2 separate regions of the Homo sapiens genome follow, and region 1 is linked to region 2. The links are chromatin contacts, found by Hi-C or POLR2A ChIA-PET in ENCODE. All regions are on one chromosome and are shown on one strand. Each heading gives the region's core, a stretch centred on a gene start or an enhancer-like site at or near the end of the contact. The rest is flanking DNA. Distances are from core to core; before and after follow the strand shown.

The links. A loop is a pair of places that touch in the nucleus more often than their neighbours do. ChIA-PET counts read pairs that join two places held with the same protein, here RNA polymerase II (POLR2A).
Region 1: a loop to region 2 is called in a map of Right ventricle myocardium superior, with 4 times the contacts of the local background. The contact joins two enhancer-like sites. A Hi-C loop is called at or near these places in 3 of 168 maps with a recorded cell type or tissue (GM12878, Right ventricle myocardium superior and astrocyte of the cerebellum). POLR2A ChIA-PET finds 5 or more read pairs at or near these places in 6 of 52 experiments (GM10248, H1, HCT116 and 3 more).

Annotation. Positions count from the first base shown.
Region 1 is chr1:151,679,245-151,686,945 of GRCh38, forward strand. SNX27 (sorting nexin 27) reads left to right here. Exons shown (of 12, transcript NM_001330723.2): 8 at 4,112-4,201. Among named protein-coding and RNA genes, the nearest start is that of CELF3, 34 kb to the right of the region's middle. Within about 2 kb of position 1,712, at least 8 of the 41 ENCODE cell types and tissues checked have a DNase peak (open chromatin) inside an H3K27ac peak, as active enhancers do.
Region 2 is chr1:151,738,392-151,745,607 of GRCh38, forward strand. No RefSeq gene overlaps it. Among named protein-coding and RNA genes, the nearest start is that of RIIAD1, 20 kb to the left of the region's middle. Within about 2 kb of position 1,765, at least 3 of the 41 ENCODE cell types and tissues checked have a DNase peak (open chromatin) inside an H3K27ac peak, as active enhancers do.

The DNA.
Region 1 (7,701 bases), core at 462-2,961, 59 kb before region 2:
TACATCATTGATTGTAAGATACATCCCAATTTCAGAAATGTTAAAATATGAAATAATGTATTCATTTAAATTGATGAGATATTATATGTTAGTTGCTAATGGTAATAATGAACCTTTTCCTTAAAAATTAATAAGGTAGAAATTAATCATTTATATTTAAATTCTGGCTAAACCTAGCAAAGTGTACACACATTTAAGCTGCTGTTTCCTGAAAGCTCACAAAAGTAGCAGTATTGGAATTTTAAAAAGCGTAAACTTGCAAGGACAAAGAGAACAAGGGAGGATACCACAGCAAATGACAACCGTTGACAGTTTTTAGAAAATGAATGTCTAAGTAAAAGAGTTTTGATATTTGGTTATTGTGGAGGAAAAATTGGTGATAGGTACATGGGAAGTTACAAACAAAAACACGAGGCATTTAACCTCAGAGGAAATAAAAAATTTTGCAAGAAAGGAAGTCATAGCATAGTATATAGCTTAGTTGTGAATAGTGTTTACATATTTATAATAATGCAGTTATTGAGTATTTAATTTTTTATTGAGAAGTTGGGGGAAGAGGAAGTGGGAGTGTTTGGGTGCTACAAGAGAGTTAAAACCAAATATTTTCAACACAGTAAGTCAACAGTGTCTAAAATTGGTAAGTCAAGAATTGTCAATGTAAGCATGCCATTTAGAATTATGGAGGGATTATCACAAGAAATTGCTTAAAGTGCCTAAAAGTAGTTGCTTTTGTGGAATGACGCTCTGGGATCAGAGGCTGCTGTTTTTATTAGGAGCCTTTTAGTACTATATGTTTTGTTTTTTTAAATTATATACATCTTTTACTTTAATTAAAAAAATTTAAGAAGAAAAGGAAACTAGGGTGGTGATATTTATGTTTTCCACTTAGTCAGTCAAGCAGTGTAATCTTTTTTTTTTTTTTTTTGAGACAGAGTCTTGCTCTGTCTCCCAGGCTGGAGTGCAGTGGCATGATCTGGGCTCACGGAGATGTAACCTCCGTCTTCCGGGTTCAAGTGATTCTCTTACCTCAGACTCCCGAGTTGCTGGGATTACCTGCTCCCTCCTCCACATCCGGCTAATTTTTGTATTTTAGTAGAAATGGGGTTTCAACATGTTGGCCAGGCTGGTCTTGAACTCCTGACCTCAAGTGATCCTCCCGCCTCCACCTCCCAAAATGATGGGATTGCAGGCGTGAGCTACCACACCTGGGTAAGCAATTTCTTGATTAGAAATGAAAGAAGACCATTTTTACTGCCCCATGTGTAAAAGAGCTCACTTGGAATTGCTGGAGTAGATAATCACTGTGACCCACCTCTGCCTTGGGAAAGTGTTCATCAAATATTAGTACTGTTGTGAGTCAGACATAGTTCTAGGCGTTAGGGGTAAAAACAAAACAGAAAGACAGTATTCTTATATTCTTATTCTCATCGAAACAATACAGAAATAAAGAAAAATAGTTGTAAAGCCTTTTCCCTGAGCTAAATAACACTGTAAGTTTCTTTGGAAACTGGATAGACCAGTATTGTTTATTTATTTCCCCCCTCTACTTCTCTGCTGGCTTTTCAATAATTGGTTTAAATTTGGCTGGAGCAGTACAGTGTTTTGGTGATGAAGAGGAAAGTGTTCAGGATCTTCAGGACATTGACATTGCATCGTGGTTCTTCTTGAACATCCCCTCTGTGGCTATAATCCTCGGTGCCTAAGTGAGCCTTCACTTGTATGGCCAGGTTGGGGAGAGACTGGCATAATCTTTCTATTAGTCACTTCCTGGCAGGACATTCATATCCTTGTACGGTTCTTAGAAGAACTTAATAGCTAAATGATACTAATAATAGCTACTGATATATACTTTACAAAACTCTTAACATCTGTCATCTTTTTCTTGTACATCTATGAGATATTCCAGTTTTACACAGTGAAAGGGTTTACATGACTTATGCAAGTACACATTGGTAGGTGACAGAACTAGAAGTTGAATTAGTCTCTCAATCTTTTTTTTTTTTTTTTTTTTTTTTGCGATGGAGTCTTGCTCTGTCACCCAGGCTGGAGTGCAGTGGTGCTATCTCGGCTCACTGCAAGTTCCGCCTCCTGGGTTCACGCCATTCTCCTGCCTCAGCCTCCTGAGAAGCTGGGACTACAGGCGCCTGCCACCTCTCCCCGGCTAATTTTTTGTATTTTTAGTAGAGACAGGGTTTCACCATGTTAGCCAGGATGGTCTCGATCTCCTGACCTCGTGATCCACCCGCCTTGGCCTCCCAAAGTGCTGAGATTACAGGCATGAGCCACCGCGCCTGGCCCTCTTGACTTAATCTTGAACTCATTTGCCTATCCAACTATCTTTCCTTAAAATACTCTGGGAAATGCTTTCCACCTTGAGTACCAAACATCATTGATCTTCCTTATTTCATTCTCTCTTCAGGTTAATTCATGTGGCTTTCAAACACAAATCAAACTTTCTTTAATAAAGAAGGAGCCATTTCTTATTGCTTATTTTAGCTCCCTGTTGTTTATTTCCTTAAGTCTAAATTCCTGTGCCTACTTTTTAGGATTTTTCATAATCTAGTGTTAGTCTGCCTATCCAGCATTATCTTTAATTGTCTCCTGTTCCCTTATTTAAATCAGGCAAATCTGTTTTCTCAAAGTATTTAAGCACAGACTCATTCCTGTTTCCTATCTTTAGCTTATAGTTTCTCTTCTTCATTCTGTTCTTTGGGGATCCACCTAAGGCTTCCCTGATAACTGTAATTATCAATAAGTGCTTCCATTCTGACTGCCTATATCACTGTCTGTACCATACATGTTTGCTATTTCATTGTAATGCAGCATTATATACTGTCTTTCAGTGCTCTCTAATTGTTTACACATGTATAAAATAACTGGAATTTAAGTCCTCTGACACGAGAAACCAGATCTCTCACATATACCTAAAAGAATGCTTGAGCGCTTGCCAGATATTCTTTAAATGCTAGTTATTCCAATAAGTATACCTGTTACTGGATGTGTTAGTCCATTTTCACACTGCTATAAAGACACTACCTGAGATTAGGTAATTTATAAAGAAAGGAAGGTTTTTTTTTGTTTGTTTGTGCTTTTTTGAGATGGAGTCTCGCACTGTCACCTGGGCTGGAGTGCAGTGGCATGATCTCAGCTCACTGCAACCTCTGCCTCCTGGGTTCAAGCGATTGTCCTGCCTCAGCCTCCCGAGTAGCTGGGATTACAGTTGCCTGCCACCATGCCCAGCTAATTTTTTGTATTTTTAGTAGAGACGGGGTTTCATCATGTTGGCCAGGCTGGTCTCGAACTCCTGACCTTGTGATTCACCCGCCTCAGCCTCCCAAAGTGCAAGAAAGGAAGTTTAATTGACTCACAGTTTCGCATGGCTTGGGAAAGCCTCAGGAAACTTACAATCATGGCATAAGGTGAAAGGGAAGCAAGCACCTTCTTCACAAGGTGACGAGAGAGAGAGCACATGCAGGGGGAACTGCTGTTTTTAAAACTATCAGATCTAGGCCAGGTGCGGTGTCTCATGCCTGTAATCCCAGCACTTTGGGAGGTCGAGGCGGGCAGATCACTTGAGGTCAAGAGTTGGAGACTAGGCTGGCCAATGTAGTGAAGCCCCATCTCTATTAAAAATACAAAAATTAGCTGGGCGTGATGGCTCATGCCTGTAGTCCCAGCTACTCTGGAGGCTGAGGCAAGAGAATCGCTTGAACCTGGGAGGCGGAGGTTTCAGTGAGTCGAGATTGTGCCACTGCACTCCAGCCTGGGTGACAGAGCCAGACTCTGTCTCAAAACAAACAAAAAAACCCCATCAGATCTTGTGAGAACTCCCTCACTATCATGAGACCAGCATGGGGAAACCAGACCATGATCCAGTCACCTCCCACCGGGTCCCTCCCTCGACATATGGGGACTACAATTTGAGATGAGATTTGAGTGGAGGCACAGAGCCAGACCATATCCCTGGACATGTGGCAGAGTTCACTGGTAATGATGGTGGTCCAAGTGGATAAGAGATTTTCTGAAAATGCGTCTGTGTCTGTTTTCATCGAGAATGTACATAATAATGATTTTTACACTCCTTTCTGCTCTACTTCTGTTTTGGTGATAGGCAGTCGATGATGTGAAGAAAGGTTACATCAAAGCAGAAGAAAAGTCCTATCAATTACAGAAGCTATACGAACAAAGAAAAATGGTCATGGTAAGTTTATGTCCCCATAATCCCTTTAAAAATGCCCCTTCCTACCTTTAAAACCTATAGTCCTAGTCATTTTTGAAAGGATTACAACCTGGTTAGTGGCTTAACTAATTTTAAAAAAGGAGGGGAATAGGGACCTTGATGCAAAGTCCATTGTGTTTCTCCATTTAACACACAAAGATCTTGAATTACTGTGTATTAGTACATAATTTTATTATTATTTTGGGGGGTGGGGTGGGGGAGGGACAGAGTCTTGCTCTGTTGCCCAGGCTGAAGTGCAGTGTCGCGATCTAGGCTCACTGCAACCTTTGCCTCCTGGGTTCAAGCGATTCTCCTGCCTCAGCTTCCCGAGTAGCTGGGACTACAGGCATGTGCCACCACACCCAGCTAATTTTTGTATTTGTAGTAGAGACAGGGTTTTGCCATGTTGGCCAGGCTGGTCTCGAACTCTTGACCTCAGGTGATCCACCTGCCTCGACCTCCCAAAGTGCTGGGATTACAGGACTGAGCCACTGAGCCTGGCCCATAATTTTATTATTAATAATAACTATTTTTTGGTTAAAAAGTGCTAAAACAAAAGTTGTGTAAAACATTACAATAGGATATAGATAAGATTGTATAAGACCTGATATTTAGCTTTTTAACATTAGGAGTTATTTTAGTCATGATTTAGCAATAGCAAAATCATTTGTTTTTACAGCTTCCATTTCTGCAGTTGCTTAAACATTTATGCTCCGTAGTGCTCTTGGTTAGTATATCATCCTAGAATTGTGCTATTTGATTCAATAGCTACTAGACTCATGTAGGTATTTAAATATAAATTTAAATTCATTTAAATTAAATGCAATTTAAAATTCAGTTCTCTAGCTGCTCTAGCCACATTTCAATGCTAAGCAGCCATATGTGCACAGTGAATAGCTAGCATATTGGACTGTGCAGGTATAGAACATTTTCATCATCACTGAAAGTTTTGCCGAACAGGGCTGCCTAGAGTATTCCTTAAATGGCTTTAAATTCATTTTCAATTTGTATCTGCCATAGATACAGGGATGGAAATTGTCAAAAATAAAATTAGTAAAGAACACATAAAAATTTCTACTCATTATAACATTTTTAAATTTCTCTCTTGGCAGATTCACATGCAGTTGAAGTTTTTTCAATTATACATGCTTCTCAACTTACGATGGGGTTACATCCCAATAAACACATCTTAAGTTGAAAATATTAAATCAAAAATGCATTTAATACACCTAACCTACCAAACATTATAGCTTAGCCTAGCCTATCTTAAATGTGATCAGAACACATATTACCCTACAGTCAGGCAAAATCATCTAACACAAAGCCCAGTTTAGAATAAAGTTATTTAAACTGTTTTTTTTTTGAGACTGAGTCTTGCTGTGTCACCCAGGCTGGAGTGCAGTGGTGTGATCTCAGCTCACTGCAACCTCCGCCTCCTGGGCTCAAGCGATTCTCCTGCCTCAGCCTCTCGAGTAGCTGGGACTATAGGCACCCAACACCACGCTTGGCTAATTTTTGTATTTTTAGTAGAGATGGGGTTTCACCATGTTGGCCAGGCTGGTCTCGAACTCCAGACCTTGAGTGAACCGCTTGCCTCAGCCTCCCAAAGTGCTGGAATTACAGGCGTAAGCTACCGTGCCAGGCCTAAAGTTATTTAAAGTTTTGAACAAAAATTTGAGGTACTTGTAAAGACAGCAGAAAAGTTAAAAAAAAAATTGAAGTACAATGTCTACTGCACACACATTGTTTTCACACCATCATAAAGTCAAAAAAGCATTAAGTTAACCATTGTAAGTTAGTGACCATCTGTATCATTTTCATTCTTTAGTAGTGATTCTGATAGGTCATTTGAATTCTTTTGTACCTTCTGTGTACTTTTCAGGAGAGAATATTGATTCATGTACATTAATTGGGTTGGAATAAGAATGCAAACAGCTGCGGGGCACGGTGGCTCACACCTGTAATCACAGCACTTTGGGAGGCTGAGGCGGGTGGATCACCTGAGGCCAGGAGTTCGAGACCAGCCTGGCCAACATGGTGAAACCCCATCTGTACTAAAAATGCAAAAAGTAGCTGGGCGTGGTAGCATGTGCCTGTAATCCCTGCTACTCAGGAGGCTGAGGCCAGAGAATCGCTTGAACCCGGGAGGCGGAGGTTGCAGTGAGCCGAGATTGCAACACTGCACTTCAGCCTGGAAAACACAGTGAGACTCCGTCTCAACAACAACAACAACAACAAAAAATGCAAACCAGTCAGCCATTGAACTTAGCCTGTAATCTTATATCTAGCTAAGTTAGTTATTTTAATCATTTATGTGATGAAAAGTAATAAATCTCTATACCTTAGAAAATTGCCGAAGATCAGGGAGCCACCTTACCAATGTTCTACGTATCAGCAGGCTGACATAGAAAATGCAAAATCTTTTAAATGTAATTAAATCTTGGCAGAATTTTGGTTAGGAGAATTTTGCTATGTGTGAGACAGAATTTTAAAACACGACTTCCACCTGTTCTTTAAGATAATGGCATTGTCTTCTATATATTAATGCATGATTCTGACCAATACATTTGCATCTTTTTGGTGAAAAGGGCCAAATACTAACAGGCCATCAACTTCTGCAGTAATCCTTTGCCTTTGCTAAAGCCAACAGAGTTTTCTTGTTTCTGAAAAGTTAATAGAGTCAAAATAATTTCATAAGGTCTTCTGATAATACCAGTGTGGAATACATACTGTTTCTTTGCATTTATAGTATTCCAAACACACTATCTTTCCATCTATGTATTCAACAAAACATATTTGTTGAGTACCAAGTACGTGCCAGGCACAGTGCAAGGTGTGAGAGAAATACATAGGTTTGCATTGTGCTGTGGCAAAATATAGAAAATCTGAATTTAATAAACACAGTAATCTATTATGAAGTCATTTTTAGACTTGTTTATATTTTGTAATCACCCAGGTAAAAACTCAAGTATAGTTGATAGACAGATATGTTTCCCCATGGTCTTTTGCCATTGTGTATAAAATATGCTTAAACATTTGTGGAATTAGATTGTCTTGAAAACCTAGTGCCAACATATTTCTGTGTACTAGCCACATGATATGATAGTCAGATTTTGAAGAAAGGCTCATCAAAGTTTGAATTTTATGAGTATAATATGTATTCAAGTATCAGTGTTCAAAGGCATTAGCCTAGCCAATATTAGGTCATGGTCAATACATTGAAACTTCTCACATGGGCCTTCTGAGCCCATAGGCCCTGATGCCATTAACCATAGCAACTAAGTGTGGTGAACAGGCCTACGATTAGGCCAGGTCACTACAATTAGTAGTTGTCACATCACTGTGAGAACTGCAGCAACACAATGAACTTCTCAGTTTTAGTTTCTTTTCTGTAAAATGGGGATATTCCGATTATCAGCTATTAAGTAGAATCTTGACAAAATACACCAAGATTCTTGGAAGATAAATAAGCTTTGTGTAAG
Region 2 (7,216 bases), core at 515-3,014:
CAGTGTTGGAGGTGGGCCAGGTGGGAGGTAATTGGATCACGGGGGAGGGTTTCTCATGAATGGTTTAGCACCATCCCCTTGGTGCCTTTCTTGTGATAGTGAGTTCTTGTGAGAGCTGGTTGTTTAAAAGTGTGTAGCACCTCTCCCCACCCTTGATCCTGTTTCTGCCATGTAAGATGCTCTCCCCAACTTTGCCTTCTGCCATGATTAGAAGCTTCCTGTGGCCCCCCCTGGAAGCACATACTGCCATGCTTCCTGTACAGCCTGTGGAACTGTGAGCCAATTAAATCTGTTTTCTTTATAAATTGCCCAGTCTCAGGTATTTCTTTATAGCAATGTGAGAACAGACTAATACAATAGCTATAGCTGCGTTAGGCCAATTTTTTTTTTTTTTTTTTTGAGATGGAATCTCACTCTGTTGCCAGGCTGGAGTGCAGTGGTGTGATCTCAGCTCACTGCAACCTCCGACTCCCTGTTTCAAGCGATTCTCCTGCCTCAGCCTCCTGAGTAGCTGGGATTACAGGCACACACCACCATGCCCAGCTGATTTTTTTATTTGTAGTAGAGACGGGGTTTAACCATGTTGGCCAGGATGGCCTCGATCTCCTGACCTCGTGATCCACCTGCCTCAGCCTCCCAAAGTGCTGGGATTACAGGCGTGAGCCACCACACCTAGCCAGGACTAATCTTGAATAAAATCCAAACACAATGTCTGTTTGGCTTTGAAATACAACACTGTATGATTTCTTTTCCTCTGCGATGCCCCTTCAATGGCAAAGTAACATGGTAATGTAACCTTGTGAAATTCCACAACCAAACCAACTAGGAAGAAAGAGTAGCCGTTTAGAGCTGTAAGAAATATCTAAAAAATACTTATCTAGGTGAGAAGTATCAAAAAATATATCTCAATTCTCATATTTAAAGGTACTATAGGCCAGGCACGGTGGCTCATGTCTATAATCCCAGCACTTTGGGAGGCCAAGATGGGTGGATCACCTGAGGTTGGGAGTTTGAGACCAGCCTGACCAACATGGTGAAACCCCGTCTCTATTAAAAATACAAAAAATTAGCCGGCTGTGGTGGTGCATGCCTGTAATCCCAGCTACTCAGGGGGCTGAGGCAGGAGAATCGCTTGAACCCAGGAGGTGGAGGTTGCAGTGAGCCAAGATTGCACCATAGCAGCCCAGCCTGGGCAACAAGAGTGAAACTCTGTCTCAAAAAAAAAAAAAAAAGAAAGAAAAAGAAAAGAAAAAAAGGTACTATAGTGGATACTGTTGTGCCACCCAGATACCCACCCCCATCAGGACTGAAGCACTCATCCTTGTCCTCCCCCCAGCACTTCTGGGAATTTTGGGTGACTGACAGTTCCTGGTTGCACCAGCATTTCCAAGAATTTGGGTGACTGACAGTTCCCAGCTGGGCTTCCTCCAGGAGTTACCCTTAAGTGAAAATTCATTCAAGATTATGCCCCCTCCTAAGACAGTCTGCATCTACTGGTCAATGTGGAAGTATATTCCCCTGCATGATTCTGATTTCCTTGTCTCAGTGGGGGACAACTCTGCAGGGCCACAACAGTTCCTGAGTTCCTGCTGTCCAGTTCTAAGGCCTTCACTTTCTCCCAGTGTTGTTGATCCTGAGAGCACGACTCAATGAACTGCTTTTACTCAAATCTCCATCTGAGAGTATATTTCCCGAGGAACCCAGCCTGACAGTCAGTGCCAAGAGTGCTGAGGAAGCAGATTCTAAAATGAGATTCTAAACTGGAAATACCTGTTGGCCGCTGGCAGGGAGGGCCACTGGCAGTAGGTGGAGCATGGAGATTCCCCAGCAAGGTATCAGTGCAACTGTCAAAGCTTTCACTAGTGCTGAACTGGGATGGGATCCTGGGGGAAAGCAATGCTTAGTGGGGGAAATATATCAGGTCTGATAAATATATCAGGTTTTATAAAGACAATGGAATTGGATGGCTAGCTGGAGGCAATCAATGCATTGGACAAAGGCAATGAAAGGTTGAGGGTGATTGATCACCAAATAAAGGCTAAGAGTGAAAGCCCAAGGCCCTCCTTAGCAATTTAAAAGACATTTTTTATCTTTTGTATCTAGAGGCCCCCCAAAATTGAGAATAAGGTCCAATATTTAATTGTAACAGTAGCAGGGCTCCAAAGAAGGTTGAATTCTTAACACTGGCAAGAAGGAGTGAGACCCTGAGACATAGGAGTGGGGGCAGCTGGGTTAATGCTTTAAAAAATCTTGAATTTTTAAATTCTCCATCTTTTGGGCCTGCAAAAGTGCCCACTTGTTCCTGGTAAAGGCTATCACTACTTCCTTGCTTAAGGATGATAGAGAAGCCTCTGGCTTGCAAGACCACACAGGTTCCCTTCAAAACCTACCCCACCTCCTCTCCTGATCTGCAAACCAATAACTAGGATTAAGTACTTTTAGAACTCAGCTAAGATTCCCCTAAGAGAAAAAATGCACCATGCCCTGGAGGTTCAAGAGGACCTAACTAGCAAATACAGGTTGGAGATGTATGGGACTGGATTCTGAGGGTGTTGGATCAAGGAGGGTGGGACATAAAGTTTGATAAGGGAGAGTGTATGGATATGGGAGCCCATTCTTTTTTTTTTTTTTAAGACAGAGTGTCACTCTTGTTGCCCAGGCTGGAGTGCAGTGGTGTGATCTCAGCTCACTGAAAACTCCACCTTCCGGTTTCAAGCGATTCTCCTGCTTCAACCTCCTGAGTAGCTGGGATTACAGGCACATGCCTGCCATCATGCCCGGCTAATTTTTGTATTTTTAGTAAAGATGGGGTTTCACCGTGTTGGCCAGGCTGGTCTCAAACTCCTGACCTTGCGATCCGCCCCGCCTCAGCCTCCCAAAGTGCTGGGATTACAGGCATGAGCCACTGCGCCTGGCCTATGGGAGCCCATTCTTAGGATATGGGATTTAGTACTCTGACAAAGACCCTAAGAGATGTTGCTAACATTCTGATAGTGTAACTGAGTACCCCATTTTCCAAGAGATAGTTTATTTTTTTCTCTCTTTTTCTCTTTTCTGCTTTTCCCCTATAACTGCATTTAGAAATGCAGTTATAGCCTTTTACCTCCTCTTCACCAGACACTCCCTACAGGGCAAGTTCATCTAACTGTGTGTTTAGAAGTCCCAGAGCAGAACTCTCACCCAAGCAGGAGGTTACCTGAAGAGACAACCTACAAGTCCATCTACAAGCCAATGTATGCCTGCTATGAGACTCTCTCACCTGGAGAGTTTTTGGCTGCTTTGGCAACCTAGTCCTGCCCATGAAGGTGCCAGTAGTCACCAGCTCGGCCACCCAGTAGACAAGGCACCAAAGCGAGTATGCAGGCACCCCAGCTGCCTGCTTCTTCCCCTGCATGCCATTCATGTCAGCATGCCAGGTCCCCTTTTAAAAGCACCTGTTTTCTGCTCCAAGAGTGAAGTGGTACCCTAAAAGCCGGAGGCTATACCTTCTTCCCCTAAGCTAGCTTTGGAATAAAAAGTCGCTTTCTTTATACCAGACCTTGCTTTTGTTAATTGGACTCTGTAAGCAGCAAGCAACTGAACCTGTTTTGGTTACAGTGGGATGGCTCTGGGAAGCTTGGAGAAAGTCATGGCCCACATTAAGTGAAGTAGGCGTGTGAGGAGTGCTGTGGCATATAGTGGAAGAGGTGTTAAATGGCTCAAAAGAGTGGGCCTGCTAGGCCGGGTGTGGTGGCTCATGCCTGTAATCCCAGCACTTTGGGAGGCTGAGGTAGGAGGACTGCTTGAGCCCAGGAGTTCAAGCACAGCCTGGGCAACATAATAAGACCCCATCTCTATTTAAAAAAGAAAGAGTGGGTATGCTAGAATTAATATGTAAAGTCAGAAAACTCACCAAATGCTTATGTTTCATCAGACATCCCAAAGAATATTCACTTTCTTTAAAAGGCTCAAAAGAGTGGGCATGCGAGGCTGGGCGTGGAAAGAATACTCAATTTCTTGAAGTGATGAAGAATGTGCTGGTAAGAGAAGCTCAGGGTTGGCTGTTCTCTGTAGGCCAGGGCTGACATAGGGTATACGGTCACAGAGCTGGGCTTACTAGTAGCAGAGGGACAATAGGATGCCAGAGTCAAAGTAGCAGAATTATTGTGCTGAGCAGAAAGGTTGGAGAGGTAGCCAGGGTCTGACCAGCAGAGAAATTTGGCGATCATTAATAGAGCATGGGTTCCTGGGGACAAGATAGATGGCACTCAACAAATACGTTGTTCAATGCATTAAAAAACAAACAACAACAACAACAACAAAAAGAAATTAAGGATGGATGATTAGGAGGTGGAGGGCAGCCACCCTGATAAAAAGTTACAATTCCTTACTGTTTCTGCACCCGCTCAGCTTAAAAAAAAATTCATCTTTACTGAGGTACAATTTACCTACATTAAAATTCACCCATTTTAAATATATACTTTAATGAGTTTTACAGATATGTACAGTTGTTCAGCCATTAACACAAGATATGCAACATTTCCATCATGCCCCCAAATTTCCTTGTGGACAGTGGTGCGCTGGATCCCACTTATGCCACCTTGGGAGATTCAGCTGTTAACTAGCCTTTCTTCTCTACTAAATGTTCGGTCATGTCACATCGGTAATTTGAAATTGGCAATGGAGGGGTATTTACACCATGGAAATCAGCAAATGCTACAAACCAGGCTCCCTCTCCACCAAGAGCCAGTTGTTAAACATTTCCCAGGACACCGCTGCTCATTACCCTCTGCAGTCAATTCCCATCCTCAGCTCTGGCCCCTAGCAACCACTGATAAATTGCCACTATAGTCTTGCTTTTTAAAGAATTTCACATAAATGGAATCATATAGCATGTAGTCTTTTGTGTTCAACTTCTTTCATTATACTTTTAGGTTTATCACTGTTGTACATATCATTTGTTCCTCTCTCTTGTTGGGTAGTATTCCACTGTTTTTGCAGCAGTTGATGGATGTTTGGATTGTTTTCATTTGGGGACTATCATGAATAAAACTCCAATGAACTTTCACATATCATTAGTAACTTTTCATTTCTCTTTGGTAAATATCTGGGAATAGGATTGCTGTGTTAAATGGTAAGTGCATGTTTTAACTTTGTAAGGAACTGCCAAACTCTTTTTCAAAGTTCCTACCTCATTCTGCATTCCTACCAGCAATGTATGACCAGTTTATCTGCATTTTTAGCAGGATTTGGTGCTGTTGCTATTTTTTATTTCAGCCATTCTGATAGGTGTGTAGTAACACATTGTAGTTTTAATTTACATTTCTCTGATAGCTAATCATGTTGAACATCTTTTCATATGCTTGAATATTCTTTTGGGTGAAATGTATATTCATGTTTTTTGCCCATTTTCTAAGTGGATTGTTTGTGGGGTTTTTTGTTTGTTTGTTTTGTTTTTTTGATAGGGGTTCACTCTGTTGCACAGGCTGGAGTACAGTGGCACGATCATAGCTCACTATAACGTGGAACTCCTGGGCTCAAGTGATCCTCTTGTCTCAGTCTCCTATGTAGCTGGGTCTACAGGTGTGCACGGCCACACCTGGCTAATTTTTAAATGTTTGGTAGAGATGGGGTCTCCTTATGTTATCCAGGCTGTTCTCCAACTCCTGGCTTCAAGTGATCCTCCTACCTTGGCCTCCCAAAGTGCTGGAATTACAGGCAGTTTTTTTGTTTTGTTTTGTTTTTACTGTTGAGTTTGAGGGTTTTTTTTTTTTTTTTTACTGGAATTACAGGCAGTTTTTTTGTTTTGTTTTGTTTTTACTGTTGAGTTTGAGGTTTTTTTTTTTTTTTAATATACTGAAGATACTGGTCCTTTGTTAGATATGTAATTTGCAAATATTTTCTCCCAGTACCTTGTCTTTTCACCCTCTTCACATGGGCTTTCCAAGGGCAAAAGTTTTTAATTTTGAGAGGTCCAAAATCTCAATTTTTTTTTCATGGATTGTGCTTTTGGTATCATGTCTAAGAACTCTTTGTCTAATCCTAGAATTTGAAAGTGTTCTTCTGTTTTAAAAATAAGTTTTATAGTTTTACAAGTTACATTTAAGTCTTTTGCCATTTTGAGCTAATTTTTATAGAAGGTATTAGACTTAGATCGAGTTTCATTTTTTGCCTATGGCTGTCCAGTTGCTCCAACATCATTTGTTGAAAAGGCTAGCTTTCCTCCAGCGAATTGATTTTTTTAAATTGAATTGAGGTAGTACCTTTTCATTGAATTGAGGTAGTACCTTTGTACTACCTCAGCACTATGTTGAATATAAAAACATTCAGACTTTCACCATTAAGTGTAATGTTAACTGTAAGCTTTTTACAGGTACTCTGTCAAGTTAAGGAAGTTTCTCTGTATTCTTATTTTTCTGAGAGTTGTTTTTTTCTTTAAATCACAAATGAGTGTTATTTTGTCAAATGAGTCTTCTGCATTACTTGATTTTATTTTGTGATTTTCTTCTTTAGAGTTTTAATAGGATGGATTACATTGATTGATTTTTTAATATTGAACCAGCCTTGCATCTTTGGAATGAGATGGGTATGGTGTGTAATGCTTTTTATACATTACTGAGATCTATTTACTGATACTTTGTTAATGCTTTTTGCATCTATACTCATGAGAGATATTGGTTTGTACTTATTTTATACTGTTTTGTCTTTTTCCCCCTCAGGGTAATACTGGCTTCATAAAATGAAGTAGGAAGTGTTCTTTCCTCCTCTATTTCTATTACGTAGAATTGGTGTTAATTCTTCTTTAGACATTTGGTAGAATTCTCTAGTGAAACTATCTGGGCCTGGAGATTTCCTTTCCTAGGGAGTGGGAGAAGTTTTACATTATGAATTTAATTTCCTTAATAGTTACAGAGCTATTTAAATTATATATTTTATATTGTGTTCATTGTGGTATTTGTGTTTTTTGATTTGGTCCATTTTGTCTAAGCTGTCAATTTACGTGTATAGATCCATGGTATTCCCTTATCCTTTTGATGTTTGTAGTGATATGTTGTTTCATTCCTGATATTGGTAATTTGTATCTTTTTGTTTTTCATCAGTTTTGCTAGTGGCCTGCCAATTTTAATAATTTTTTTCCAAAGAAACAGTTACTTGTTTTATTGATTTTGTTCATTGATTTTTAAAAAATAAATCTCATTGATTTCCTGTTCTTTTTGGTATCTTCATTATTCCTTGC